Regions from separate parts of the Homo sapiens genome. Here region 2 is linked to region 1. The links are chromatin loops, found by intact Hi-C in ENCODE. Cell type or tissue: dorsolateral prefrontal cortex. All regions are shown on one strand. Links, peaks and the distances in the headings refer to the core of each region. The heading gives the core; the rest is flanking DNA. Region 1 has its middle 60 kb from the start of PELI2. Region 2 holds the start of LOC102723670 (a long non-coding RNA gene).

Evidence for each region. Peaks named below come from ENCODE experiments on the same cell type or tissue, not always from the same donor. Only the 100,000 strongest peaks of a DNase experiment are listed, where the experiment ranks them.
Region 2: it touches region 1 in a loop (3-fold over the local background); 1 of 110 quality-filtered maps calls a loop at or near these places.

Annotation. Positions count from the first base shown.
Region 1 is chr14:56,050,449-56,065,937 of GRCh38, reverse strand. No RefSeq gene overlaps it. Among named protein-coding and RNA genes, the nearest start is that of PELI2, 60 kb to the left of the region's middle. In dorsolateral prefrontal cortex, for the core only: no CTCF peak of the experiment used is centred there; no DNase peak of the experiment used is centred there; H3K4me3 peaks cover 1,133 bases; H3K27ac peaks cover 1,854 bases.
Region 2 is chr14:55,930,394-55,945,882 of GRCh38, reverse strand. LOC102723670 (a long non-coding RNA gene) reads right to left here and starts at 2,437. Exons shown (of 4, transcript XR_007064181.1): 1 at 2,071-2,437. In dorsolateral prefrontal cortex, for the core only: no CTCF peak of the experiment used is centred there; a DNase peak (open chromatin) is centred at 7,212.

The sequences.
Region 1 (15,489 bases), core at 4,009-12,008:
TGGCATTAAGTAGTATCTCCCATTTTTCTTTGCTGCTTTCATCCTGTCCTCCCCCCGCCCTCACCTTGTTACTGCTTTCTCAATCCTGAACTTTCAGGCTGCTCAGATGTCTGAATCACAGAGGAAGTCAATCTGATTGAATCATTCACACTATGCTGCTTTATGAACCTAAGTAGGGTGTGTTGGAGCAGTTTATAATGGTTCATGAGAGCCATTTGTATGTCTCTCGTTCAACTCTGCATTCAGTGACATCAGGTTGCTAGCTTGAAATTAGCCATGGTGGGAGCATTTACACCACAGAAATTGACAAATACTATACATCAGAGCCTTTCGTTTTGAAAGCAGTTGTTAAATATTTACACCACTGACATCATATATTAACATTATTTCCTGTCTGTCCTCCTCACCCCCTTTTCTTTTGTTTTAAATTTATCTTATCCTAAGTTCCAGGATACATGTGCAGGGTGTACAGGTTTGTTGCATAGGTAAACATGTGCCATGGTGATTTGCTGCACCTATCAACCCATCACCTAGGTATTAAGCCTCGCATGCTCTCCTTCCCCCTGCCCCGCTGACAGGCCCCAATGTGCATTGTTCCTCTCTCTGTGTCCACGTGTTCTCATTGTTCGGCTCCCACTCATAAGTGAGAACATGTGGTGTTTGGTTTTCTGTTCCTGTGTTTGCTGAGGATAATGGCTTCCAGCTCCATTCATGTCCCTGCAAAGGACATAATCTCATTCCTTCCTATGACTGCATAGTATTCCATAGTATATATGTACCACGTTTTCTTTATTCAGTCTATCATTGGTGGGTATTTGGGTTGATTTCATGTTTCTGCTATTGTGAATAGTGCTCTAATGAACATATGTGTGCCTGTATCTTTATAATAGAATGATTTCTATTCCTTTGCTCACCCTCTTTTCTAAGAGAATTCTGAACCAGGCTTAATTTAAAGAATGACTCACCTGTGGCACATACCTGTAATCCCAGCTACTCAGGAGGCTGAGGCAGGAGAATCACTTGAACCTGGGAGGCGGAGGTTGCAGTGAGCCGAGATTGCGCCATTGCACTCCAGCCTGGGCAACAAAAGTGAAACTCCGTCTCAAAAGAAAAAAAAAAAAAGACTCAGCAACTCAGCAAGAAAGACTTTGAGGCCGTATATTTATAAAGCAAATACTTTTTTCCCACTCTCTTGTTCAGGCTGTTTCACAGCTTTCACTGTTAAGTGCTTTCAAACCTTAGCTCTGTTCTTAACAATGTACTTCATAGTTTGCCACAAGAGGCTGAAATCAGATTAGAACATCTTAGGGATTTTAGCTAACTTGTTTATGTCAGTTTAGAGAGAAGGAAAAGACTACCTAAGGCACACATCTTCCAATCCACAAATGGTACCAGATAAGTGTTTAAATTGTTCATATATATATATATATATATATATATATATATATATATTCACTCAACCTTCTGCACTTCTGTCTTTTGAGATGAAAATCACCCTAAAATTCCTTGGGAAATTGCCTGTCTCCTAGCTCAGTGACTCCATATTGCAAATTCAGAGAATTTTAGGTTTACCAGAAAAATAAGAGACCATCAGATGCAGTTTCCTCAACCAGGCTGATGTTAGCATCACCTGGGGAGCTTCAAAAAATTATGTGTCTAGGCCCCACTCTAGACAAATTCAATCAGAATCATCTGGATTGGGACAGGGCATTACTATTTTTAGCAGCTCTCCAGGTGATTTTAAGGGAGAATCATTGATCCAATTACCCCTCAATTTTCAGATGAGAATCCCAAGACCCAGTTCTAAAAGCTTTGCTCAAAGTCCCAGGGTGGCTGAATGGAGGCAGCACTAGTCTAAGACTCAGATTTTTTTTTTTTTTTTTTACTCCTAGACCACAATCTTTTAAAATCATGCCCCAAATCTCTGGATGTTCCCATTCCTGTTTGATAAGCCCCCAAACATCAGTCCTAGAAGCAAAAAAAGTTTTCCTATGGCAGAAATTTTATCAGGCCTGATTTCATTCATAAGTCTAATTGATCTTTGATCTTGAGCAAATGATTTTCTTACTTTTTTTAGTATTTCAGAATGTCTAAAATTACAAGGGGGATCTTTGTGATAAGATATGGTAATATAAACTATGCAAAGACATGGACTAGTGTCTAATCTTTACTATGTCAACTGTAAGGCCTGATCGAGGCCACATGCCCATGTATCCATTTATACCTACTTGATGTGTTAAGTGCCTTGACTAGATGTTTGAAAGCATCTGTTCACACTACAAAGTCATATATCTCAATTTCAAACCCTGGCTCCACCATTGACCAGCCTGAGGCCTTGAGTAAGTTATTTAACCATTCTGTGCTTTGATTTTCTCACTTGGAAAAGAGTTCTACGCCATAAGGTTGCTATGTGCATTTATGAGGTAATGAATATATATAGGGCACTTAGCACGTTGCCTGATCCAGAACCACTCAACCACTATTAGTTATTATTATTTTGCTATAGTAACCTATGTCTACCTCTTTGCTTGAATCCTGCTGAGAGAGGAGAAATGTGAATGACGAGGGAGCAGGAAGTGACAACCTTTGAGCATCTTGAACTGAAATCTCTGCCTTGGCTTCAAGGGTCACTGTGAGCTAAGAGGAAACTGCGCTACACCCCTGAGGGCAACACACAGGAGGAGGCCTGGAGCAGGGCACTCTGGCCTGGTCCTATTCTTTTTCCCTCCATGAATGGCATTGATTCTTGAGGGCAGCGGCCCCTATTCTTGCTCATCCCTCTAACTGGGCACTGGACTCTGGGCCTGAGCTACTGAACCCAAGGAGTGCTGATACAATGCCAGCTCTCAGCATCCAATCACCACCTACTGCTCCCCATCTGGTTCGCAGCTCAAGTTTGCTTTTCACCCAGCATGTCAGTTCAGCAAGCATCTCCCTTCCAGCCCAATAGGAGATGTTATCAGAAGTCCATTCATAACACTGACATGGCTTCTGCTCCTCACATCAGTTTTTAATGAAAACCCCTATGAGATTAAAGCAGAGCAGAGAAAGGAACAGAGAATGATGAATGTCCTAAAGTGAAATGAGATACATTTCAGAGATGGTTGGGCTGCAGTTGCACTTTTAGACAAACATTTTATGAAAGACATTGGCAAAGTGTCAAAAACTACTGTGGTTTGAATATGTCCCCCAAAGTTCATGTGTTAAAAACTTAATCCCCAATGCAACAGTGTTGGGAAGTAGAGCCTAATAAGAAGTAATTAGTTTATGAGGGCTCTGCCCTTGTGAATGGATTAATGTCATGATCATGGGAGTGGGTTTGTCGCCCCCTCTTGCTCTTGCAATCCTGCACTCTCTTGCTCTTCTGCCTTCCACCATGGGACGATGCTGCACAAAGACCCCGCCAGATGTGGATCCCTCAACTGTGGACTTCCAGCCTCCAGAAATACAAGAAATAAGTTTCTTTTCTTTATAAATTACAAAGACTGTGGTATTCTGTTATAGCGACACAAATGGACTAAGACAAAGCCTTCTGTCCGAGTTTCAAATATAGGCACAGGATATTTTCTCCTGTCATTATCTGAAGCAGGAATGCATTCCTGCTTAGGGCCTCATGTGGTTCAGTCTCCACCTTCAACTAGAGCATCTTTCTAGAAGCTGGCTTTAAGGTTGTAGAATGCAGAATTTGATACAAAGAAGTGGGCACAGAGATCAAAATGTGCTTGGTTAGACATGGCTTTCCAAATTTCATTAGATGAATACCTGAACGTACAAAATACTTTTGCATACAACTATTCACTTTTCAAAAGGATTCACTAGCCACCCAGGCAAAGCAGAATCCACGTGTATGTGTGTATATATAAATATTTTCTTTTCTTATTTTCCCTATCAGTTGGCCCTGTAATAGCCCTTTCATTTCTCCTTAATAGATGGTCCCCTATTCTCACTTCAATTCACAATAATTTGTCCCAGTTTGAATTTCCTAAGAACTGATAACCTAAGTAATACAGGAGACTGTCAAACATCTCAAAATAAGCATTCCCCATCAGCTCAAAATAATCAGTTTACCTCTCCTAATAAAATGTTTCAACTGGTGAGGAAGTATATTCCCTCATCTATCATTGAGAATTGACTACACCGGGCATGGTAGCTCATGCCTGTAATCCCAGCACTTTGTGAGGCTGAGGTAGTTGGATCACAAGGTCAAGAGATCAAGACCATCCTGGCCAACATAGTGAAACTCCGTCTCTACTAAAAATACAAAAATTAGCTGGGCGTGGTGGCATGCACCTGTAGTCCCAGCTACTCAGGAGGCTGAGGCAGGAGAATCGCTTGAACCTGGGAGGCAGAGGTTGCAGTGAGCCAAGATCACGCCATTGCACTCCAGCCTGGTGACACAGTGAGACTCCGTCTCAAAAAAAAAAAAAAAAAAAAAAAAAGAATTTACTACTGAATTTTTCTTAAAGGCAAATTTTAATATTATTTAATTTACCAAAAAATTATTTGCACATAACATTTCAAGACCATGAAATTCAGAGTGGAAGCCTCTAAGGTATTATCTAGCCCCAAATCTTCAATTTATAGATGAAGAAATCAAGATCGACAAGAAGACAATTCTTCCAAGGTCACACAGCACCATTAGGAACAAGGTTAGAATTTGAACTCAGAAACTCTGACTCACGAGCCATTCATTAAGGAAATAGTTATTAAGCAATTGTTATATGTCAAGCACTGTGTAAGATACTAGAACATATAAACAATTCAAAAAGAAATACTGCTGCCCTTGTATGTAGTGGAAAAGGAGATCTATATGTGCAAACTTGAATGTTATGAAAAGAAGACACCACGGGATTTGACCCGACCTGGAGGTCAGGGATGGCTTCCCTGAGGAAATGGCATCTGAGCTGAGATCTTAGAGGGATGAGTAGGAATTAATGAGATGAAGGATGGCCTGGGGGAGCAGGAAAAAATTCTAGTTAGAAGGGACCCTGTGTGCAAAGATTCTGAGTGTGTTCCAGTATGTATCACTACGTCTTGACTACTGAATCAAATAAAATACAGCTGGGTTTTTTCCAGCCTTCTTGTTTGTGTCTTTCCTTTGATTTAAGAAGGTGTGGGGTATGAATGTAATGTCCAATCTCCAATCCCTGTTTGCGAAAAGAAAAACACTACCTGTGTTTAGGAGAAAGGTAAAACTGGATCTGGAGTGACATGTTTGGTATAATTTTTAAAGCTGCAAAAATAAAAGAATTGATTGGAACTCATTCTGAACTCACTGAAACATTTGTGGTTTTTGTGGTCTTTTAAAATATTATTCCAGAAGTGAAAAAATTACTCTCACCCAAAATCTCTTGATTTTCACCTAACTCCCATTAAATTCAATCCTTCATTTATAATTTCTCACTTTCTTTGTCTGAAATACAAGGAAAAGAATGGAACTTTGGAAGTATAGAGATCACAATGTCCAATGGAAAATAAAAACTTTAGAATTAGGGATACTTTGATATCTTGCTTTCATCTTAAAAGCAAGGAAATGTGAACCACATAGGATGAATTCTGCATATGAGAGGAGGTGGGGAAGATGCATGAAGAAGGGATACCAGGAAAGCAATGATCTAGGATCCATTCTTCTAGATGCAAGCTGCTACCAACTGACTTGAACCCTTCTCTTGTCTGGTCTTTTCATCTTCTCTTAACAACTTAGCCTGCTGCACTTTCTTAACTGAGTATTAGAAGCTGTGGTGAGACATAGGATGCAAATGAGCAAGGTTGCACATCAACTCAGTAGATACATGGCTATGAGGTTCCAGTCCTAATTTCAAATGGGGAGGATGAAGGGTATCTGAGCCATGACAGATAGAGAATACCTCCTCTTCTGGGAAGGGGAAAGCATGGGCAGTGAATAACCACATAGATGTACTATCTAGTGTGTATCTGGGCTTGCGTGTTTGCATTATAAATACACGCTTGTGTCTTTCAACATGCTGAATCTCAGTGGGAATTGAGATTCTTGTGGGTGCTAAAGTTACAGTTTTAAAAGAAATGAAGCATTCTAGATTCTTTTGAGTCCGAGTCTTCCAAATGCATGTTAAAATAACTATTGAAAGGGTTTAGAATGCAGACTACAAGGCTACATAGGAACACTGATTTAGGAAATCCTGAACCCACAAAAATGTGAGAGCACCAGTGACACTATATAGAAGAGCCACTCAAGACAATGATACACAATTAGTTTTTGCAGATGATCCCAAAGATTGGGACCAGCTGAAGGAGTTATCTTCACCATGGCCGCTAATTCCAAAAACAATTAAGCCCTTTGTCCCCATTAATACAGCTTCACAATCTTTCTACAGTTTCCTCTTCTCTCAGTTCTTACATCTGTGGGCAGAAACAGTCTCTCTTCATCAACTTCAGGACAGAAGCCTGGAGTTAGCTCTTTCCATTCCCCATCGCTAATCATGTATATGCAATCCATCACCAAGTCTGCCTCTTCCTTCATTATTCTCTCAGGTTAGTTCTTTCCAGTTTCTTTTTCTTTGTCACCATCCTAGTCCAAGCCCTCACCACCTCAGCTGGAATACTGCAATAATAGTCTAGCTAGTCCATGATTAACCAGCTCCTCTTCCTGTGTTGAGACAGCTCTCCACTGTGTGAATCTTGATAGGAGATAGAGCCCGCTTCCTGCTGCAGAAGCCCAGAAGGGCAGCTCATCCGTCTCCCAGCTTCTTGCAGCTGGAGCTCAGTTGCCTAATCAGAAGCATCCATCCTCGATATGAAGTCTGGGGCTAGTGACGCACAGGGCAGAAACAGTTGAGAAATCTTAGGTGGCAGCAGCATTGGCAGCAACAGCAGTGGATGCCTTTAGTGTCACACAGGAGGTCCTAGCACACCAGGTCAGCCTCAGTGCCCAGTGGTCAGCCACTGTGCTATGGGTGTCCTCACCAGACCAATTCCATGGAAGTGATTTCAACCATGGCTCTGGCTATACAGCCCCCTTCACTCCTGCTCATTTCCTAAACCTGGTTTTCTAATCTTCCAGCATGTCTGTGAGTGATGTGATAATCCATTTGAAAAATTCCTTTTATGCTCAAGACAGCAAGAATTAGTTTCTGTTCTGAGAACCTTCAATGATATTCTCATTTCTATATCCAGCCCCCTCCCCCAAGCTATCACCCATGCCGCTGCAAAACTCATTTAAAAACTTCACTTTTATCATATCATTTCTCTGCCTAAGAAGGTACAATGAATTCTACATGAAGTCAAGCTCCTTATCTTGATATTCAACATCCTGAATAATCCAACCTCTCTCCATCTAACAGAAACTGCCATTTTCTCTGCTGTCTGTCAAGACAGTAGCTTTCAAATTTTTTATGAGATCCACATAAATACCAAATTTAAGAACCAATAAACACACAAAACTGAAGCAAGCTCTTCGTGAAAAACATACTTACTCTTACCATATGCAATCAATTCTGATATTCTCTATTCCATTCTGTCCCACTTTAAAAAAATGTTGATACTCATCAAATTGATCTGTTAAACACAGGTTTAGCCTATATTGCGGTTTGCAGGCCACCCATACTCTGTTCCCAGTTCCATGCAGGAAGTACATAAAGAGAGTAAGTCAAAACCATCAGTTAATCCCACTTTTCCTATTAGGGTTTCTCACACAAACCTTGCAGAAAAAAAAAATTGTCATCCTGACAAAGTAGGCCTATGAAAAATATTCACGACTACTGAATAATATTTGAATATATAGTTAAATCAATTACAAAAACAATTCTTTCCAAACTGTTCTTTGATTTTGCTCTATTACTATGAAAGAAAATTTTTGATTCCACATTTTGAAAAGCAGTTTTTGCCCAGAGTTGGTCTCTTGGAAGGGTTCTGGCTACACTGGTTTGACCTAGGACGTTTCTCTGCAGAAACTCTAACCACACACCTGTGTAACAAATCATCGCTGACACTTACCAGATGAGTGAGGTAGTCTTAGATTATAAAAACGATTAGTAAAAAGGCAAGTCTGCACAGGTGGGACTGGAGATTTTAATAACCTGTTAAAATTGCACACGTCTCTTTATTAAAGTCCAAAGGTTGATTTGAGAGATGGAATTGGGGCAGGGGATGGGGGTTGGGGTCTAGAAACGGTGGTAGGTGGAGACTGACAAAAGACTAAGCAACTCACAACTGCTGGTGGTACATCTGAGTTCCTGCTCTGGGGACTACGGGGACATTGTCTCACCAGCTGCTGCCTGTTCACAGCTAACGACTCCCTTCCCAGAGGTTTCTGATGTCAATGCATTTAGTCCTTTTGTTTGATGGCCTGTAGCCTTTGTGCTCTGCAGCCATTATAACAATCTGTTTACCTTTGTGAATACCTAATGGACAGTAGATGTGCTCCCCTGGGGTTAGAACTGTACACTGAGGTAAGATTTTTCTTTCCGTTGACTCTGCAATGATTTATCTTCCAATATATCATTGTATTCACCAATCTTTGTGGGCTGGAGCTGGAATGCTAGCTATATGGAATCAGATACACAGAGCAGATTCTCTCCCTGGCAACCCGCTTCCCCTCCCCAGCTTAGGAAGAGCATAAATAATGACCCTCTCCCTCTTGCTCCTATTGGATTTCAGCTGAAATCCCTTAGACTTTTGGCTATGTCCAATACCTTTGGAGTTCTCTTCAGCTCTCTGCTTCACAGCTTCCTTTGTCTACATTAAAAGAAGCACAAAGAGTGATCAAGATAAGCCCAAACCAGACATTCCTGGGTAAACAGAAAAATGCATCCTGTAACTTGCATGCTGATTATCTCATTCCTGCCCCTCTCCCTCCCCATCCCATTTTCTCGTTACTTTTCAGAGCTTCAAGCTTTTGCTGCAGTGAAAAGCTGCTGGTACTGGGGAGACAAGTATTTTCTTATTTTTTCTCTGTATAACCTACAGGGACATCTTTGCCTTTGTCTGTACTACTATTTGGGGGTGGCGATAAAGTAAGGGAGGTTGACTAATGGATCATGGAAAAGAATCCTAGAAATTGGAAGCTGTCAATAACAAACATTCCTAATGCTGCCCCTCTCCCCATACAGGGCAGGCAGTGTAGAATGGGGGTTAAGAACCTGTAGTCAGACGACTCGGATTAAATCCTGCTCAGCCTCTAGCTTCCTATCTGACCTTGACGCATTCCCAGTTTCCCCCTTCGAACTCCAGTTATTATTATTTTCCCCTGCGGGGACAGAGGTGTGTGCCCTACCCTCTAGGAGCTTGCACTGAAATGGAAAGCACATTCTGGCCACATGTTCTACATCACTGTTATCCCAGAGTTTCGCCATGGTGGATGCTGGTGGGACCTACAGGAGGGACTTGATTTCCTTCACATGATTGAGCATTGTGGGCTAGGGAGCTCACCTTTCCCATCTCGTCTTTTTAAGATAAATGACATCCTTGGCCTTCCAGGTTGGTTGATCTTCTGGTGATATGACACCAACCTGAGGTTTCAAAGCAGAATCTTTCCCTGCCAACAGCATGTATGGCACACAGCTGGCACCCTATTCGGAAGCAGTGATCCATGTGCTGAAAATGGATGCTTCTGGTGGCCGAAGAATGGATTTCATTTTCCAGCAAAATTTCTAATTTCAATGTGAGAGGAACCTTCCTTCCTTCCTTCCTTCCTTTCCTCCCTCCCTCCTTCCCTCATTCCCTTCTTTCCTTCCTTCCTCCCTCCCTCATTCACTTCCTTCCTTCCTTCTTTCCTCCCTCCCTCATTCACTTCCTCCCTCCCTCCCTTTCTTCCTTCCTCCCTCCCTCATTCACTTCCTCCCTCCCTTCCTCCCTCCCTCCCTCCCTTCCTCTCTTCCATCCTTTCTTCTTTATTTTTCTTCACCTGTTTCCTGCCAGAAACCATTAGATTATTTGGGACATCTTTCTTTATTCTTAAATTAAGCTTGTTGACATTAGCTGGATGTCATAGCTTCTTGCAAAAGCCATATCTGCATAGTGTGTCTAATTAGATCCTAGCATTGTAACAACTCATAGGTTCAATTTTTTAATATACAAATCTGGAGGATACTAGAGTGAACTAAAATAATTTCACTATCTGCAAAAGATTTCACAGACAAACAGTACTTAATCTGAGAAATCCCTTGATAAATTTGCCAGTAGGCCAACCCTCCTCACTGGTACAAGGGCGGCTTATAACAGAAACCCTTTGTGCATTGTGGAAGGCAAACACACATGCATTTTACATGAGCAAATTCTAAACCAACTGGCCATGATTTTTTTCAATTACACTTTCCCCAAAATAACCCTTTCAGAACAAGTTTGCAAAGGGTTTTTCTCCATAATTGTACGCTGCTCTTGGAGCGCTCGAATGGATGGGGAAGGCAAACAGAGTCAAAGCTTTCCATGGAACCACAGTCATTTCTTGCACTGGAGGCTGCTTATTTTTGTCCTCTCTTGAGAGAGAAATGCCGAGAAGATTTTACGTCTGTCTCAAAATTGATTATGTGTTTTTAGTTTTACCAAGTTCAGACTTTAAAAAATCCCAACAAAAGAAACACAACAATAACACTTATCGTCCTCTGCCACCCTGGTAGGCGAGTCCGCTGGGCACTTGTGTCTGGAGTAACATTATCTGTTGTTATTTACTATGAAATGCTACAAACTTACAAGTAGCGACAGGCGAACAGTGTGAGGACGGCTACGTTCTTTGTGTGAATTGATTCAAGGCTCTCATTCATAAATTAGCTAGGCCTTTGGTCAGTTTTTGTGTTTCTTTTTTCTGGTAATAACTCAGCGAAGTCTGGATCCAAGCCACTCTCATGAGTGCTGCCCTTTAAACAAATTGTTTGAAGTCCAGCTTTCACTTTTTGGGGATAAACAAAAATAATGCTTAATATTGTAGAATCATTGTTTGTTTTTATTTTACACAATTAATGGTCTTTTTACTAGAACGACAAATGTATTGCATAAAACAATATTTAAGTAAATAAAGGTAGAAAAGGTATGGAGAAGCAGAAAGTAAGAAGAAAAGAGGCACAGAGGAGAAGGCAGAGAAAGGGGAAAATAGGAAGAGGGAAAGGAAAAGGGAAAAGGAGAGGGAAATAATGAAAAAGAAAGGGAGAGGTTGGGAAGCCGAGGCAGGCAGATCATAAGGTCAGGAGTTCGAGACCAACCTGGCCAATATGATAAAACCCTGTCTCTACTAAAAATACAAAAATTAGCTGGGCGTGGTGGTGTGTGCCTGTAGTCCCAGCTACTGAGGAGGCTGAGGCAGAAGAATCTCCTGAACCACGCCACTGCACTCCAGCCTGGGCGACAGAGAGAGACTCCGTCTCAAAAAAAGAAAGAAAGAAAGAAGAGAGAGAGAGAGAGAGAGAGAGAAAGGGCAAGGAAGGGAGAAGGGGAGAAAAGATTGGTTTTGGAAGCCTTTACAAAGGGCAGGAAAAAAATTGACTGGACTAAAAAAAAAACAAACATGACTGGACTAAACATCATCACTGGATCTCATTGGTGAGTACATAATAAAAATTACTGAGAGTTTGTCCAAATTCTTCAAGCTTCCACACAAAGTTTTCAAACACATATCCAAACCCAGCAAGCCATATCAGAATGGCCCAGTAAAGGTTATTCTTAATATAACCCACATGGCAGCTGGGATCTCCCTGCCCCTTGAGATGGAGGTAAGTTTGCCTTGCATCCTTATTCTATGTCTCGTAGAGGTCCAAATCTCCCCCGCCCTGAGCTTTCTGTAACTTTCTGGGAAAGTGGTGGTGAAAGGACATGGCAGAGTGTGAGTTTATCTTCTCAGTTTTACTGTGGGCTCAAAGAGGCTGACCTTGCTTAAATCATTCAATTTAGGGTTGCTCTCACTAATTCAAATGTGTTATTTTATTCGACACCACATTAATCCTGATGTAAATATTTGAATTTCCAAAAACACTTACAAGGCTTTATATGTGGAAGGTACTTTACTGAATATTTGGGGTAAGAAAAGAAGATTTTAAAAATCAAGTTTATAGAGATATTATTTAAACATAGTAAAATGCATCCCTTCTGAGAGTACAGTTCGCTGAGGTTTTACTCAGGTAGTTATTTTGTAGCCACCACCATAATTAAGATATAGAACACTTCCATCATACTACAAAGTTCTCTTGGCCCCTTGGTCAATTTCTTCCCCACCCCACCCCTAGTCCCAGACGGCCAGTGATCCGCTTTCTGTCTTTATACATTAGTTTTGTCTGTCTTAGAATTTTATATAAATCAAATCATACCATATGTATTTTTTTGTGTCTGGCTTATTTTGCTCTACACAATGTTTTTGAGATTCATCTATGTTGTTGTTAAGTATCAGTACTTAAGTATTTTTCCCCTCTGAGTAGTATCCTATTGTATGACTGTACTGCAAAATGTTTATCCATTCACCTGTTGGTGGACATCTGGTGTTACTGAGTTGTCTGTCTAGTATGGCTAAATCTGCTATGTACATTTATTTAAAAGTCTGTGTGGATGCATGTGTTGTTTTCTTTGGAAAAAATACCCCGGATTGGGAATCGCTGGGCCGTGTGTTAGGTATGATTAATTTCATAAAACTGCCATACTACTTTTCAAAATCATTGTACCATTTTAGAATCCCACCAGCACAACATGAGAATGCTACTTTCTCTACATCCACACCAACACTTACAATTAGCAGTCTTTTTAGTGCTAGATGTTCTAGCAGACACGTAATGGTATCTCACTGTGGTTTTAATTTGCTTTTCCCCTATGATTTCATGTTGAAAATCATTTCATGTGCTTATTTGCCATTCATATATCTTATTTTGGTGAAGTGTTTGTTAAGTCTCTTGCCTGTTTTACTGAGCTGTCTTCTTACTAAGGAATTATAAGAGCTCTTTATACATTCTGGATAAAAGCCCTCTCTCAGGTATATATTCTGCCAACATTTTCTCCTGCTCTGTGGCTTGTCTATTCATCTCATTAATGCTGTTGTTTGATGAGCAAAGGTTTTTAACTTTGATGAGGTCAAATTTATTGAATTTTTTCTTTTATGGTTTATATATTCTAAGTCCTGTCTTCAGAAATTTTTTGTCTATTCCAAAGAGGAGATATTTTAAACATAATATTTCAAGCAATTTTAAGTTGAACATTACACATCCTTGCTGGCCTCTCACCCACCAAGATTTTACACTCACCATGCTGTGCAGAGATGCTTCAGACCGGCCCCACCCCTGGGCTCATCACTCCCTCATACTCCAGATAATCCACATGCCAAACCCAACACTGCCTTTAATATGCAGCCACTCAAATTTCTGAAGCTCCAGGATTACCTTTGCATGATTAAAACCTACAAGATGTCCAGTAAATCAAAAGGGTTTTCCAGAACACAGTTCAGATTAGAAGAGCAATTTTTCTCATTATGTTATTGAATCAACTCTAACTTCTAGCTCAAGTTTCCCAACAATATTTTGGGATTTTAGTTAAACTATGTCTTTTACTGAAATAATAGTCAAAGCCCTGGAGACCTTAGAAACTTGATTTCTTTTTAACTGTGGTATCCATACTTCTGATTCTGATGTGATATGGCTGAATAACAAATGAATAAGCTACTTCTCTCCATGGTAGCACTTTGTCTTCTGGTCTTATGACATTCCACATGATCATCCCACAGTACAGAATGTTATCCTGTGACTGTCCTCTTATTCCGAACTCCTGAGACCACTTCACGCAGGTCTACCTTGGAAAATCTCAGACATTGAAGGGCTACTTTATAATATAGAAACTAAGTCTTAAATTGCTCTTCTCAAGAGTTCAACTCCAACTTTATAATTAATAGATACTTTCTTTAAAAATTTATCTTTTGTTGGATTTCAAACTGCTCCGTTGCTTCAAGTGTAACATGTCCCAAAGATAATTGGTTCTTCCTTCCAAAATGGCTCCTGTTTTCTACAGTCCCATTTATATCCTGCACACTTTAGACTCTTACATCCTCATTATCCTCTGTCTGTTACTGTGGCCTATTATCCTGAAATGCCTCAGATTTGTCCTTTCTTTTCTATTCCCACCCTAGATTGGGCCTTTCTTGCTTGAGTTGCTGCGGTAACTTCCAACCTACTGTCCCCAAGATTTTTCTCTCCTGTCATTCTCTTGGCCCTGTCCTCAGCCCACAGAATTTTTATACTAGGAGATCTTTCTGTCCTTGCTTAATAACATCCTTTGCCTCACCTGCCTAACTTTGGATACCCCTGGAGACAGGCCTCACTCCACTTATCTGAATCTGGACCATCATAAGTTCTGTCCCAGCAGGGCTGTCTGTGCACTCTCTCCCTATGTGTACCAAGCTCATTCTGTCTTTGAATTATTTGCTTGGGCTATTAACCCTCCCTAAACACTCTGAACTTAAAATGTCACTTTTCACAGTTACTTTCTAAATCTTTCTCTTTTAAAATGCGGCTCATTTTACCTTCTCTGACTAATTTCTCTCTTCTGTAAATGACCATTTCACTTATAATTCACTGAGTCCCAACTGGAATATCTAGATACTATCCAGCTCACAGAGTTCATGTTAGAATCAAATGGAAACCAAAGGGAAACAAGGGGTAACCTGCTGACAACAGAGTCTCCATGAGGCACTAACCAGCCCTTGAAGCTTCTGGTAAGTAGGACTGGACTCTGCTCCTCCCCTTGACATTTGCTCTCCCTTCCACTAATTTACAAGGGGACTGAAGCTTCCTGGGGAAGACAAAGGACTTGATCCTGTCCACTGTTGGGAATTGCAGCCATGTCTGATGGGCTGGCTTGATCTCAATGGGAGCCAGAAGGACATTCAAGTCTTCAGAGAAAAGTTATCACAGGGAACAAGGAGTCTGGCCCAGGAAACCAGAATGGAAGGGGATTTCAGAAATGGTCCAACAGGTGATACCAGAGTCATCCCGACCTAGTGCAGGTGACAGCATGTGTTGTTGTAGAAACAAAGCTTAGCTTTGTGAAACTGAATGGCTGTATATTAAGCACTGCAGCACTTTCGGGCTCGATAACCCTTCCTGACAACTCTTCCTTCTCTTTCCCTGCCTCCGTGTTTGGGCAAAATACAGAAGATCATTCTTCTCTTTTTGCCAGAGTGGTGACAAGATCTCTGGCCTCAAGGTACAGTGGCATCATTCCAGTTTCCCCAACAATGACTGCAATGGATTCCCACCTTCACAGGTGCCTAGAGGGACAAGGGCCAAGTTCCATTTCTAGAGGGGCACCTCTGTGAACCTGCCAGGGCCCAGACTGCAGATTCTGGGCTTGACACTGACTGCAGAGGCTGGATAAGTAAGTGGAAGGCTGGATCATAAGCCGAGGCTCCCTCATCACAGCTGAGGGGAGCCCTGCACCCAACTAAGTCTCCCAGTGTGGTTAAGATCCATTCTCTAATTCCGGAAGTGAAGTGTGACCTTTTTCTTCTACACAAAAGCACAGACTCAGAGTAGACATCAAAAACAACCACAC
Region 2 (15,489 bases), core at 4,073-12,072, 120 kb after region 1:
TCACCGGATTAAAGGATATCCAGACAGCTGGTAAAGCACTATTTCTAGATGTGTTTGTGAGGGCATTTCTGAAGGAGATTGGCATTAGAATTGATGGACTAAGCAAGAAAGAGCCACCCACAATGTGGATGGGCTCCACCCAATCTGCTGGGGGCCTGGATAGAACAAAAAGGCAGAGAGAATAATTCTCTCCTCTCTTGGAGCTGAGACATCTTTCTTCTCCTGCTCTTGGATGTTAGAATCCCAGGTTATCTGGCCTCTGGACTCTGGGACTTGCACCAGCACCCACCCCCCAGGTTCTCAGGCCCTCAGCCTTGGACTGAGAGTGACACCATTGACTTCCCTGGTTCTAAGGCCTTCAGACATGGACTGAGCCACACTCCTGACTTTTCCTCCTTTCCTTACAGCTTATAGATGGTCTACTGTGGGACTTTTTAGCCTCTATAATCACAAGAACCAATTCCCCTAATAAACCCCCTCTATGTATGTATGTATGTATGTATGTATGTATGTATGTATGTATGCATCTATCTATCTATCTTTCAGTTCTGCTTCCCTAGAGAACCCTAATTAATGCAGGTATTTTACATTAACAGATACTCTACCAGTTCTTAGGTTAAATTCCAAAAGACTGCTTTTCTTACCTGGAAAAGAGGAAAGGAATTTTGCCAATTCACTGGCTCTAAGGCCTTTCCTGGATACAAGGACAGTTAAATGTAAACACGAGTTGCTGGGGGAATGTCACGTAATCTCCTCTAGCTGTCTTAATAGAACCAGTAACAAAACCATATAAATTCTAGTACATAAGGACAATGTAAATGTGGCCTTCTGAAGGCAAGGGTACAATGGCAAAACAATCCTCTAGGTTGCCACATGAAATTCTGCTTCCATCGAGGGGGTCTTGTGGCAAGATGGGCCAAGTCATGAGCCATGAAACCCTGTTCTAATTAAGTACTTCTGTGGCCACAGGAAAGTCAGTTTACCCCTCTGAGCAGCAACATCCTGAGTTTTAAAATAAGGACGTTATAGGGGAAATCATCCATGAGAGGATGTGGCACATCAGCTATGGTCATGATTCCTTACTTCTAGACAAGAAGAGGCTTGCTTCCTATTGGTTTCTAAATCTTTTTTTTCTTCTTCATGAGACATTATAAATAGAAACTTCTCTTAAAAAAAAAAAAACCTTTTTGGAGTCTGTATCACTTGAGACTTACCAGTTTCTTAAGGATTGGCAAAGACTTTCTGACAAAATAAAGACACACACCCCCATCCCACATCTTTATACTCATGAAAAGATTTTATATGATCATATGACATTTCCTGGATTTGGTTTGGACTAGAAAATACAACACAGGATGAGACCAAAAATTTCAGAGGTTTTAAAACTCAGACAGTAGAAAAATCAATGCAAACTATTGGAAAAACTGGGGAGAAATGAACCTGAGCAGTGCCTGCCCTGCACTGTCTCTATGTGGTATAATGCTATCCCTGGGGGGAAGGTCTTCATAGAACAGAGTAGCCATCCCAATATTCAGAGAACTTATCACTTCCACATATAAAGGCAAACACACTCTTTTGTAACCCTGGTATTCTTTGGATAGGATTTTGTTAAACAGTATTGTAACATATTTATTAATATAGGGTTTCTATTTTTATACCCATTTGGGTATGGCAGAGAAACTAGAGGAGAGAATGAGTTGGTGAGGTGGAGAGTCAAGTGTACTCCACCAAGTTCTCTAAAACTTGAGGGCCTGAGCCTCAGTTTCTCCACTGTAAAATGTAAATAGTAATTCTCAGTGAGGTGTCATGGTGCTCAAATTACATAATAGATCTGAAAGGGCTACACAAACTGGAAAGCACTATATCATTATAGGGTAATGTTACTACAAAAGATGAAAATCTCATTTTTGTACACTGAGCATGTGTGACATCTAAGATTTCTTTCCATAGCACCTAACTGTACCTATTTCATTATACTTACTATACCACCAATCCAGATCCCTTCTCTGAGCTCCAGAATGTGAATCCAATTGCTTACCTGACATGCCCACTGGGATATCTTACAATTACCTCAAACTCTACAGGTCCAAAAGCAAATGCATGATCCTTCCTCCTCAAGCCTGGTCTTCTTTCAGCATTCTTTAACTCAGGGAATGGGGTCACCTTTCATCAAACAATGCAAGCCAGAAAATGTGGAATTATTGACATCTCTCTTTCCATCACCATAAGCTGAACTCAACGGCCTAAGGGAAAAAAATAACAGTTTTTGGCTTTGCACATTTAACAAATTAAATAGTCTTTTCCACAAAGCAGTCTCCAATGTTAAAAGCAAACAAACAAAAACCACTTCATATTGAATTTAAGGACTCGGGATTCCTAATGCAACTAATGGTGACACACCATAGCACCCCAGATTTCTTGACATGTGTATACTATTAGGCTCTCCCTGAATCTGTGCTTCTTATATTCAAGTCAAGATTTAGGTGGGGAAAAGAATCTAGAGACTGGCTATAAATATAATTTAATCAATGCCAGCCAAATCTTTGGCTGGATTAAAGTCAGGATCTGAAATGTGTACTTTGGAAATTCATTCATTTCTCTACGTCTGTGGTTCCCTCCCTCTCTTAGTAAAAATGACAACCTTGTCATATATGAACAAAGTGGGATGGGAGTCTTCAAGCATCAATCAGGTTAGAGGGGTGAGGTAGGGGTAGAGGCAGCAGACCCACAAAACTGAGGGAGACAAACATTAGGACCAGAAGGCGGAAGAATTAGTGCTACCATCAACTGCCAATAGGGGATTTAACTATGCCATCCAATGACATGCTGGGAGCAAAGGGTAAGACTGGACAAAGGAGTGGAGTGCTGAGCAGGGAAGGAGGGCCCCTAGACACCCCAAACCAGGCCAACTGGGCCCCCTAGGAGAGTATCTGAGAGCAGGGCTGGAAGGCTGGAGGGCAGGTTGATGGCTATTACTATGGTAATAGCCCTAGAGCTGAATCAATCAGGGAGCAAAGCTGGAGACAGGCTTCTTTTCTGTTTTCCACCAATCATTTGAAAAAAAAAAAAAAAAAGTGTAAAGCATTGGAACATTTGCAGACAAATTAAATCTTAAATATAAACCCAATACGTAACAGATCAAGGCAAGAAATGCTGCTCTAGTTACAAAGATGTGGGGAGATTGGGCTCCACTTTGTCTACTGGAGATGGGAGGGGTCCCTTTCCACTCCTCTTAATCACTGTGGATGGAGTTGGGGGGTGCAGAAGTGGGGGAGTGGAGACATTGAGCCTTTTCTTCAATCCTTACCCCATCCCTGACTGATGAGAGAAAGATCTGTTAGAAACTCTTGCCTCTGGTTATTTGCCTTCAATCCTGGCCAAGAAAAAAAGCAAATAGGAATGCTAAATCTTATAGAAGATCCTGGCAATGTTGGCCACACCTGGAGCCAAACCAAAAATAAAAAAAAAAAATTCCCCGATAGCTAGCAGGCTTTAAAGTAGATAAGGAGGAAAAATATATTGCCCACATTTTCCCTGGCATAAATTTATGGTGTAGAATTGTGCAATGACAGCTGTCATGTGAACAAGGGTGGCCTTGGGCTTTGACTGCACATAATGGTTACCACTGAGGCAGAAAGTTCTGGGCTGTGGATCCAAAGCTGTGCTACAGTGAGCTGGTGTTACAGGAAGTTTCTGTAACAACAGTAAAGAGAACACACTCAGTGCTCATGTCCAACAAGCACACTAAGTGCGGGGCTGAGTATCCGCCACATACTGTAAATAATGGCAATAAAAACACAGCGGAAGGTGCAGGGAAAAGCCACTCATTCTTTATTGGTGGGAATACAAATTGGTCCAACTTTCCTTGAGAAATCTGGCAATATAGTCATCATTTTAAGCGTGCATACTCGTCAGCACTGCAATTCCATTTCTCGGAACATATCTTGCAGAAATACTCAACAAGTATACACATATATAGATACATGAGATTTTTTGCAGCATGGTTTTTAATAGCAAAAAGAAAAAGTGGAAGTATTAAAACGACCATTAGTAGAGAGCTTGTCAAATACATTATGAGCAATACTCAGGATGGAATCCAACACAGCTTTTAAAATGGGACATATCCATATATATGGATGTGGAATTAATTATCACTATAGTAAGCAAAAGAGAGTTTCAGGCAGTATGTATTGTATAATTCCACTTGTGTATAAAAAGCTCAAGACTATATGCATTTATATAATCCATATTGATGGCTGGAGTCATGGTTAGGCAATGCCATAGAAAAAGATAGATAAACACCCAATAATTTTAACACTGTTTTCCCCCTTGGGAACAAGAGTGCAGGAATAACTCAAGGAATCTTCATTTTAACTTTATACTGTTCAGTGTTATTTGAAGTTTTTCAACAAGAAAACAATAATACAGGTATGGAAAACACAAGGAAATGACAGTGTTCAAGATTTGCGGCCAGGTTGGACTGACTCCACCGTCCATATTCTCTGCTCTGTGCCACAAGCAAAAACATACCACCACCTATAATATGAATTGCCTACCACTCTATCTAGGGTTCTTTTCAGCAGGTTCCACTCCTGCTGCCACAGTCTGCGGCCAAAACTTTGTTCACCGCTTTATCCCTCTCAGAACGGTGACTTGCCATTTAAGAGTCCCTGAGATAGAGAACAGGACAAGCTATTTGAGGCCCTGGCCACTCATGACCAGGAATTCGTCTTCGTTTTATTAATCAAAAACAAAGTCCCCTATTAGCAAGCTCAGCATAAGCACATGTGAAGCAAACATCAGAGCAGAGTAGGTGTTCAGAAGAAACCTCTTGATCAGACAAGCTCCAAGGCCTGGTTGACTATGCTACCCTTCCTAGCATTTAAATCCCTTGTCTCATGGCTGTAGTTAGGTTAAGGAGGGGGTCTGGCTTCTTTTCAGGAGGATGTGGACACCCTCCAAGGGTGACACTGGGTCTGGTTCAGGTTAGAAGCCTAGAAACCATCTCAGCTTCTCCTGAGCACCTGGGACATGGATTTCTGAGACTCTTGCCCTCCAACTGTTTCCTGCCAAACTTCCCTTTCAAAGGGAGCACAGCCATGGCAGAAAAGGCCCCTGGGTTTCCTGATCTGCTTTTTCACCCTCTCAAAGCAGACTCTTTTACTAGTGCTGGTCAGGTGTCCACACATGAGCCCCACTGCTCCAGGCCAGAACATCCTCTTGCGCCTGTCGCTGGTCAATACAAGGAGACTTTCCTACCTTAGAGTGCTGCTTTACTCTTTCTGTTTGAAAAATATCTGTTCTTGACCTCCCTCTTTTCACACTTCACACTTCTGATCACCAATGTTTTCCTCAGATACCATCAGTGACAACTTTTATTTATCTGATTCTTAACTGTACCCGCTATTGTGGGACTTGTACCCTCCTATTTCTCCATCCCTAATTATCTCCATCACTTTTCTTCCGGGAGAGCCTGATCTTGCTCACAATCCACAAGGCAGTGGTAGCATGCCACCTGCATCCACCTGCATTCAGCAATGCAGGAGGCAGAATCACCTCAGGGCACTCAGCATGTGGGGACAGGCTGGGCTGGGGCCCTCAGAACACTGGCCTCCTGTTCAGTAAAAACCTGCCCAACACCTCCCCTCACCATCCTACTCTCGTAAAACCCATAACCATTTATTTAAAATCTTTGTCTTCTAACCTTCAGTAAGATTCTGTGGGAAGTCCCGAGAGAACACGTCTAAAATTTGGAGTGTATATTTTCTCTTAGAATTTAGGGCCCCTTTTGGAATTTGGAGTTTATGTCTACCTCTTCAAACAAATGTTTGCAATACTAGCTGTTGTAGTCAGCTTGGGCTACTATAACAAAATACCACAGACTGAGTGGCTTAAACAACAGACATTTGTTTCTTGTGATTCTGGAGGCTGGGAAGTTCAAGATCAAGACCAACAGTTTTGGCTTCTGGTGAAGGCCTTCTTCTGGCTTGCAGGGACCACCTTCTTGCTGTGTCCTCACGTGGAGGAGAGAGTGAGCTCCACTCTCTTCCTCTTCTTACAAGAACACCAATCCCATCGTGGGGCCTCACCATCACAACCTCATTTAAACCTAATCACCTCTCAAAGGCCTCACCTCCAAACACTATCACATTGGGGGTTAAGACTTCAATGTAAGAATGTTGGTGGCAAACAAACATTCAGTACTTAATTCCAGCCTCAGCAATTGTCCATTGAAAAAACCTTCATCTCTCTTATGTGAAGAGAATCAAATAGATGGCCCCATGTTTGGGTCCTTGCAGTCCACAAGATAGACAACTCTTTGCAGATGGTTACTCTAACTCAGAAAATCTAGGAAAGTGAAATTTGAAAGTATGTCTCCAAAACAGCCCTGATTGACATGGTAATTGTGCTTACCTGCCCTCCTCCCCCGACACAGACAGACAGACACACTTCATCTGTCCCAGGTTCTGGGAGGTGAGTATGGTACAGTGGATAAGGGCCACACTTTGGAGGCAGTGGTGGACCAAGCCTGAGAAAAGGGTTTTTGCAAGATTTCTGGAGATAACCCTCTTCTGTGGTCTGGTCCATTGATATTTCTCATTTCCCTGCATAACTGTCCATTATACCCAATCCCATCCCAAATTCCTTCTCTTACCTAAATGCTCAAACTTCTAAAATGGTTCTATTTGAGGGTATCCACTGGTTGCAGGAGAAAATTAAATAAAGTAAATAAAAGTAATTAAAGGCTAGTACTGCAACCTACTGCCTTCTCCCCACTCTGGTGCCCTCTTACCTAGTTCTTTCTTGGTTTCCAAAGCACTTGTCTTCTGATATACGGTAAAATGCCTTGATTCATTATGTTTATTTCTTATCATTTATCCTTCCTATAGACTGTAAACTTCAAAAGGGCAAGAATCTTGGTCTGTTTTCTTTACTGATGTACCCCATGTGCCTGTAAGAGGTCTGACATGTAGCAGGGGCTCAAAAATTATTTGTCAAATGAATGGAAGTTGCAACTGGGACAGAATTCAAGATTCTCTTCCCTAATCCCTGAATCCTCAGATTTTCAAAGCTTTTCTTGCTGATGGGTCAGGCCCACTTGTGCCAGCTTGTTGGCACTCATCTTGGACACAGGCCACATTTTCTCCAGCCAACCGTCGTGACACTGATTCATTGTTTGTATACAGCTCCTCTTAGGCACGAAGACAGTCTTCTGCCCACGGGCTTACGGCCGAGCTTAGGAAACCCAGCTCAGATGTGAAACCCTAGGCTTGGCAGCTCGCAGCTGGCAGCTGGCAGCCAGACATGGTAAGCAGTCCCTAGCTCTTTCAGCCATTCCCAAGCACTCCTGGGTATGCCATGAAACTACTCTGAACTTTTCTGCACACATGCTTTTTCACTGAACATGACTTGGAAGGGAATGAGCGAGCCGTGGTATATTACTCACCATCAGCTGCTTTGCATGACAGTAAATATTCAGCCATGCCCATGTGTTCAGCACAGGCCTGCCTGGGGAAGTAGGCACAAAGGCTGGGCCAGTCGCCAGCAGGTCTAGAAGTGGGCCCCAGATATGTGCTCTCTGCCAGACAGAAGGGAAGAGGGCTGGAGATTATCACTGGGAATGAAAAACTGAAAATCAGATGGGTGAGGGGACGTATCCAATGTTGCATGTCAAGATGGTGGCAAACCAGGATACAGCTCCTTTCCCTTCACTGTCTTGTCTCTTGGCTGTTCAGCGTCTTCTCTTACCCTTTTCCCGAGTGGCAGGGCCTGCCTGCATAAGTATGGCTCAGTCACAAAAGGCCTCTGAGAGCTTTCTTGCCTAATCTTCACACAGCTCCACTGGTTCTTCACTTAAGACAACTGACTTCCATAACAGTTTCTCCTCTCCCCCAGGCCACCATTCTCACTCACTCAGCTTTTGCACATCTCTATGCTCCTGAGCATCTAACAAAGTTCTTTGCATTAAGTACTCAATAGGCAGTCATTAAATAATAAAAACCAATCAATAAGCAAGTGAATATGCTTCATCCTCTTAGTGCTGTAGACTTGGGACAAAGTGTCTTTCCATGATTATCACAGTTTAAACACCAACCTAGCCAGATAGTCATACAGCTGACCAGTCCTCACTTCTTAGGACAAATCTCCATTGTGGATATTTTAGGCAATTTGGTGCCGTTATGCAAAAGTAGGGAGCAGAGAGCACAGAGCAGGCCTGCTGTTGAGCACTGGGCTCCCTGAAATTGACATTCCAAATCAGACCTCCCAGGTCAGCCAATGTGGGAACATTACTAAAGGAGCAGGTGCAAGATGGAAGAGAGGATATGTTTCCGTCCTGATGTGATTCAACATCAAAGCTGGGCAGTGCTAGGAGATTGCCCACTAGCTGTGCTAATGGGTCAGCAAGGACACAGATAAGTGAAAGCATTTGACTTATGACAGTAGGTTTTTGGGTTAATTTCTGGAGACAATGTGACAGAATGGAAATATCTCAGGCTTTGCAGTCAAATCAACAAGTATTCCTATCTCTGCTCCACCATGTTCTAGCTGTGCGACTTACAACAAGTTACTTGACCTTGTTTACTCATTTGTAAAAAGAAGGAACGTAAATCGCTTGCAGGAATAATGTGAACAGGAAAGGAAAAAAAAAATGTGTGTGTGTGTGTACGTGTGTTTTTAATCTTCTCACAGTACGCAAAACACTGCAAGTACTACATTGCTAGTATAAAACTAAATTCTTTTATGTATTCACTTGATAATAGTGTTTAGACAGTTGTTATATGCTAAGCAGAGGAAATTCTGTTTATCTTAAAATGTTCTAAAATGAGAAACATTCACTTTGAAAAAGTTTCTGGAAGTAGCAGAGGCGTTTTATACAAGTTGCAGGTAAGGTATTATGATATTGTGAAATACACATTTAGTGTTCCTCCGGTTTCCTGGCACATGGCTCCTAAAACCCTTGGAATCTCTGGAGTGATAAGAATGTATTTTGCATGATAATGAAATCACTGCTGGCTGGGGGCCCCTAGCTAACTGGGGACTGGTCACTGGAAAGACCAAGGCAGGATTAGAAGGCTGGAACTTTTGGCCGCACCCTCCAACCTCTGGGGAGGGAAGAAGGGTTGATGGTTGAGTTGATTACCAATGGCCAATGATGTAATCAGTCATACCTACATAAAAAAGTTCCATAAGAAAATTAAAGAACTTGGCTGGGCGCAGTGGCTCACGCCTGCAATCCCAGCACTTTGGGAGGCCGAGGCGGGCAGATCACGAGGTCAGGAGATCGAGACCATCCTGGCTAACACGGTGAAACCCTATCCCTACTAAAAATAAAAAAAAAAAAATTAGCCAGGCATGGTGGCACGTGCCTGTAATCCCAGCTACTCAGGAGGCTGAGGCAGGAGAATGGCGTGAACCTGAGAGGGAGAGCTTGCAATGAGCTGAGATCGCACCACTGCACTCCAGGCTGGGTGAGAGAGTGAGACTCCATCTCAAAAAAAAAAAAAAAAAAGAAAGAAAGAAAATTAAAGGACTGGGTCCAGAAAGCCTCCAGATAGCAGAACAAATGGAGATGGCTAGAGGATGGCTCATCTTGAGAGCACAGAAGTGCCATGCCCCTTCCCACATGCCTCACCTAGGCGTCTCTTCCATCTGGCTGTTCATCTGTCTCCTTTGTAATATCCTTTACAATAAATGCGTAAATGTAAGTAAAGTGTTTCCCTGAGTTCTTTGAGCCACTCTGGCAAGTTAATCCAACCTGAGAAAGGGATGAAGGGAACCCTGGGTAGTATGTCAGAAGGATAAATCACAACCTGGGACTTTATATTGGCATCTGAAATGGGAGCAGTCATGTGGGATTCAGCCCTTAACCTGTGGGATCTGACTTGATCTCCAGGTAGATAGTTTCAAAATTGAATTGATTTATAAGATAGTCAGCTGGTATCTGCTGGAGAATTGCTTAGTGCATAGGAAAAGAAGAAGAAGAGGAAGAAGAAAAACCCCACACATCTGGTGGCAGAGGTGTTGTGTCAGGTGACTAATGTGTGTGAATAGGAAAAACACTTTTTTCCCCCATCTTTATTAGCTATAATCATTGATAAGAAGTCACCAGAAGAAGTCAGCATGCAAAAATCTCTCAGCTTGATCACTATTAATGAGCAAGAATTCACTCTAACTGACTAAAGTAACTGGGGAACCACTGCCTTCTGAGTCAAGAGGACATGATCTTGAAAAATTTATCTTCTTAACAAAGGGATACTTGTATAATTTCTCTTTCATTTTGCACATGTTGCAAGAAAGGAAAGTTGTAAAAATGTTAGAGAGAGTGCCCATATCTTTAGGTCAGGTGCACCAACCTTTTTAAAATTAATGTGCATCATGCTTAGAAATCCATTTTCATGACTTTTTTTTTTACTGATAATGGTGAGTCAAGAGGTTCTTCACTTGGTATGAGTATTGAATGTAGTTCAAATATTAATTAAGCCCATGGTGAGTCTTTATTTCAAATTACCTTATTTTTTGTCTATCATTCTTTATGATGCCCCAATGTAGCTGAATTAAAATCAAATGGTTCAGAAGTACATAATTAATTACATTCTTCTTAAATTACCGTTCCTAATTAATCCAAATCTGTTAACATGATATCTGGTGGTAATCAGTTATAAATGGTGGCAGTCAAGTGAAGTCCCCACTGGTTCTTTTGTATTAGCTAAAGAAGTTTAAGAAATTCTGGCTAATGAATCATGGCCTGTGAGCCACGTATTGGACTCCCAGATTACTGAGGATCTGGACAGCTCAAAGGGAAACTAAGACAATCCTGTAAACACCTCTGATAGGTTAGGCCTGGGTTGACAAGTAATGGGCACTGGTGTCGCCTGCTTGATTCTTTACCCCAGCATGCATGACCAGTTGATCATCAACTCTCTACTGCTGAGCCTAAACTCAACTTCATAACATTTTTTTTTTTTTGAGACAGAGTCTCGTTCTGTCACCCACTGCACCCCAGAGTGCAGTGGCACAATTTTGGCTCACTGCAGTCTCTGCCTCCTGGGTTCACACGATTCTCCTGCCTCAGCCTACAGGTGAACACCACCATGCCTGCCTAATTTTTTGTGTATTTTTAGTAGAGATGGGGTTTCACTATGTTGGCCAGACTGGTCTCAAACTCCTGACCTAGTGATCCGCCCACCTTAGCCTCCCAAAGTGCTGGGATTACAGGCATGAGCTACCTCGCCTGGCCCATAACATTTTTCAAAATGGCCATCATCAATTGTATCAACTAATTAATATCCAATTAGTTATCTATTGACACCATAGACTTGGTGGCTTAAAACAACACACATGTACTGTCTCACAGTGTGTTAGTCCCTTTACATACTGCTATAAAGAACTGCCTGAGACTGGATAATTTATAAAGGTTTAATTGACACAGTTCCACATGGCTTGGGAGGCCTCAGGAAGCTTATAATCATGGCGGAAGGCAAAGGGGAAGCAAGGTACCTTCTTCACAGAGTGGCAGGAAGGAGAATGAACACAGGAGGAACTACTGGACACCTATAAAACCATCAGATCTCATGAGAACTCACTCACTATCATGAGAACAGCATGGGGAAACCACCCTCATAATTCAATTACCTCCACCTGGTCTCACCCTTGACATGTGGGGATTATGGGGATTACAAGTAGAGATTTTGGATGGGGACACAGCCAAACCATATCACACAATTTCTGTGGGTCAGCAGTCTGTGCTCTAAGATCTCTCACAAAGCTGCAATCCAGACATCTTATAGGGCTGAGGTCTCATTTGAGGCCCAACTGGGGAAGGACTCACTTCCCAGCTGAGGTGGTTGTTGGCAGAATCCATTTCCTCACAGGCTGCCACACTGAGGGTCTCGGTTTCTAGCTGGTTGTGGGCTGGAAGCTCCCTTCAGCTCCTCAAGTGGCCCTCCCCATACGCAGCTTACAAAAGGCAGCTTATTTTTTCAAAGCCAGCAAGGAAAACAGTATTCTAGCAAGACAGACATTACAATGTTGTGTAATCAGGAGCATCCCATTACCTTTGCTGTACTCTGTTGGTTAGAAGCAAGTCACATATCCTGCCCACACTCAAAGGAAGGAGATTACACAAGGGTGTGAATCCCAGGAAGCGGGGATGATGAACGTTACCTTAGACTCGGTTAGCCACACCAGTAATTCAGAGTTACCAGGGAAAATGACACATTTTTGCCTTTCTTGGCTTAGATAGGCAGAGTGCCTGTGATAGAAAGCTTTCAACAGCTGAATGAGACAGCTTAAAAGCATTTGAAGGCCATGTTAAGTCAGTCATGGAAGAATATGATGCTAAGGATTTTTGTTTTGTTACAAAGAATCATTCTAATCAAATTCTAAGGATGTACACTAAAAAATATTAGGAAAGACTCCCATATTCAGAAATATGGCCGACAAGTTGTCTAGTATGGAACATCTAAAAGTATAGGATGAAAATACAAGAAAACACCTTGTAAGGGCATGGTTAAGTCTGTAAAAAAAAAAAAAAAAAGTAAGAGAAATCCTCAGAAATCTAAATCAATGAGAATACACAAATCTAAGAGGCAAGAGAGCACTGAAGCACTTGTCTGGGGCAACTGTTAATCTCCAATGTCCTGAAACTTAGGTTTAAAGGACTGAAGATGTGGTGGGGTGGGGCACGGTAGGAGAAAAGCCTGGGTCTCCAGCATTATGTGAGGTTGGAATGAAGCCCACTGCCCTCCACCCAAAAAAAAAAGCCAGAACATCCAAAAGGACAGACCCTCAGAGGTAAACTAGGGGAAAAATCTTCATCTTTCATTGGAAAATGATATAAATTGTTTTTGCCTTGACTATTAGTAGAGAAGAAAATAAAGACAAAAAATCTCCTCTAAGAATCCCTAACAACCGTAAGTATCTGTCATGAAGATTTTGGGATAAGGATTTGCACTAGCACTTCCATAAAAATCTCACATTGAAAATTTAGATTAAAATTTTCTTGGAGTATAGCTTCCTAAGGCCTTTGGTAGAAACAGATCAAATCCTCTTAGAAGAGATGCATTTTAAATCCAGGCTTCAATTAATTCCCACAGAATTAATGAACTTACAACAACCACAATCACAGCAACAAAATCACAAAACACATAAGGAAACGAGCCATTGTGAGCTATCGTCTGAAGAAACAAACTGAAAAACAAATCTAATCACTAAAAAAGTAGACATGCAAAGGTGAAAGATACAGAAATTATAAGATATGAAATATGAAACAAATATATTTAAGATGTTTAACAATGAAAAAGAAGAATTAAAGATACTAAGGAACAAAAGATTATTATATTTGAATGGGCAAAATTTTTGAAACTACAACTGCTAGAAACACAAAGACCATAACTGATATTAGAAATTTGGTGAGTAATTTAAATAGTAGATTGGACATAGCTAAAGTGAGAATTCAAGAATTGAAAAATAGATCTGAAAAAAATTACACAGAAATTAGCCCAGTGAAACAAAAAAATGAAAAACCTGGAAGAGAGATTAAGAGAAATGAAGGACACAGAAGGTTTAACCAGAGTTCCAGGAGATAACAGAGAGAATGGGGAAGAGGCGATATTCAGAGATTAAAGGGGCATTGTGTCTGGGGTTGGTCGTCTTGCACCAAGAAGATTAAGGACACTGACACACTCGAGGAGTGAGTTTAGGAGCAAAGGTGTAATAGGCAAAAGGAAGAGAAAGGAGAGCAGCTCTCTCCCTCTCGCGAGAGACGGGCATCCAAAAGGGAAAAGGCAGCCTGCAGCAGACCACAGCAGATTTTACAGGCAGGCTCGAGGAGGCAGTGTCTGATTTATTTATGGCCCACAGATTGGTTTTGACCAGGTCTGATGTTTACATAGTGCGGGGAAGGCTGGTTGACCCATCTTAATCTTATTATGCAAATGGACTTTCCACTTGGCCAATGCCATCTTGTCTGCACCTTACTGTACACACGGCTGGCAAAGAGAAGGGAAGATGGAGCTGCCCTTTTGATCATGCCCAGTCCCAGGTAGCCTATTCCTATTGGCACAGCTGCCGTCATTCACCTGTGCAAGCTTCCAGCTTGCTTGTCTATGTCTGCAGCTTGATTTTACAGGTTGCTCTTTGTAAGAAAAGAAAATTATCTGGGGGCTTCTTTTCATTAAAAGGAGAACTTTTTTTACTTTCTTATAATAATTTTTTTCTTCATTTCTTCTTTAAAAAAAAAGGGGGATACATATGCAGAATGTGCAGGTTTGTTACATAGGTATACGTGTGCCATGGTGGTTTGCCGCACCTATTGACCTGTCCTCTAAATTCCCTCCCCTCACTCCCCACCCCCAACAGGCCCTGGTGTGTGTTGTTCCCCTCTCTATGTCCATCTGTTCTCAATGTTCAACTCCCACTCATGAGTGAGGACATGCAGTGTTTGGTTTTCTGTTCCTGTGTTAGTTTGCTAAGGATAATTAATGGCTTCCAGTTTCATTAAAAGGAAAACTTTATCAAGGACTTCTTTACCCTCACTATCAGCCTAAATACCTTCTTTTTAACTCCTATATCAAGATGACAGATGAGAATTTTCCAGAACTGATAAAAGATACAAGTCTTCATATTCAAGAAGCCCAAGAAGTGAATCCCAAGCAGGGTAAATTAAAAGAGGACAAACAAAAAAAACCCTAGAATTATTGTTAAATTTTAGAACACCAAAGTCAAACAGAAGATCTTATACTGTGAAATATTTTAATCTGCTAAAGAGAAAAGGAAAATTACTTATAAAAGAACATTAGACTGACTTAACACCTGACTTCTCGGCAGAACCAATAATAACAGAAGAGGATAGAATAACATATTGAAAGGGTTGAGAACAAATAACTGTCAGATTTCTATTATTTAAAACAATAATAATGTCTAACTTTGGGAACTTATGGAAAACATACTGGAAAATAGTACATGTCTCAGAGTGTGATAGGAGTTAAATTTCCCACATTTTTCTGGGGGAAGAGAAAAATATTGATTAACTTTAGATTTCACTGAATTAATATGAATATTAAAATTTGTGACTGGATGCAGTAGCTCACAACTGTAATCCCAGCACTTTGGGAGGCGGAGGCAGGTGGATTGCTTGAGCCCAGGAGTTCAAGACCAGCCAAGGCAACATGGCGAGAACCCATCTCTACAAAAAATATGAGAGTTAGCCAGGCATGGTGGTGTGTGCCTGTAGTCCCAGCTACTGGGAGGCTGAGGTGGGAGGATGGCTTGAGCCTGGGAGGCAGAGAGTGCAGTGAGCTGAGATTGCGTCATTGCATTCCAGCCTGGGTAACAGAGCGAGACTCTGTTTCAAATAATAATAATAAGTCTAGGGTGAACATTGAAAAACATAGAAATAGAGACTATAACTAAGATGAAAAAGTTTTAATATGGATGATAGCCTTAAATAATCTAAAATACAGTAGTTCCCCCCCTTATTCATGATTT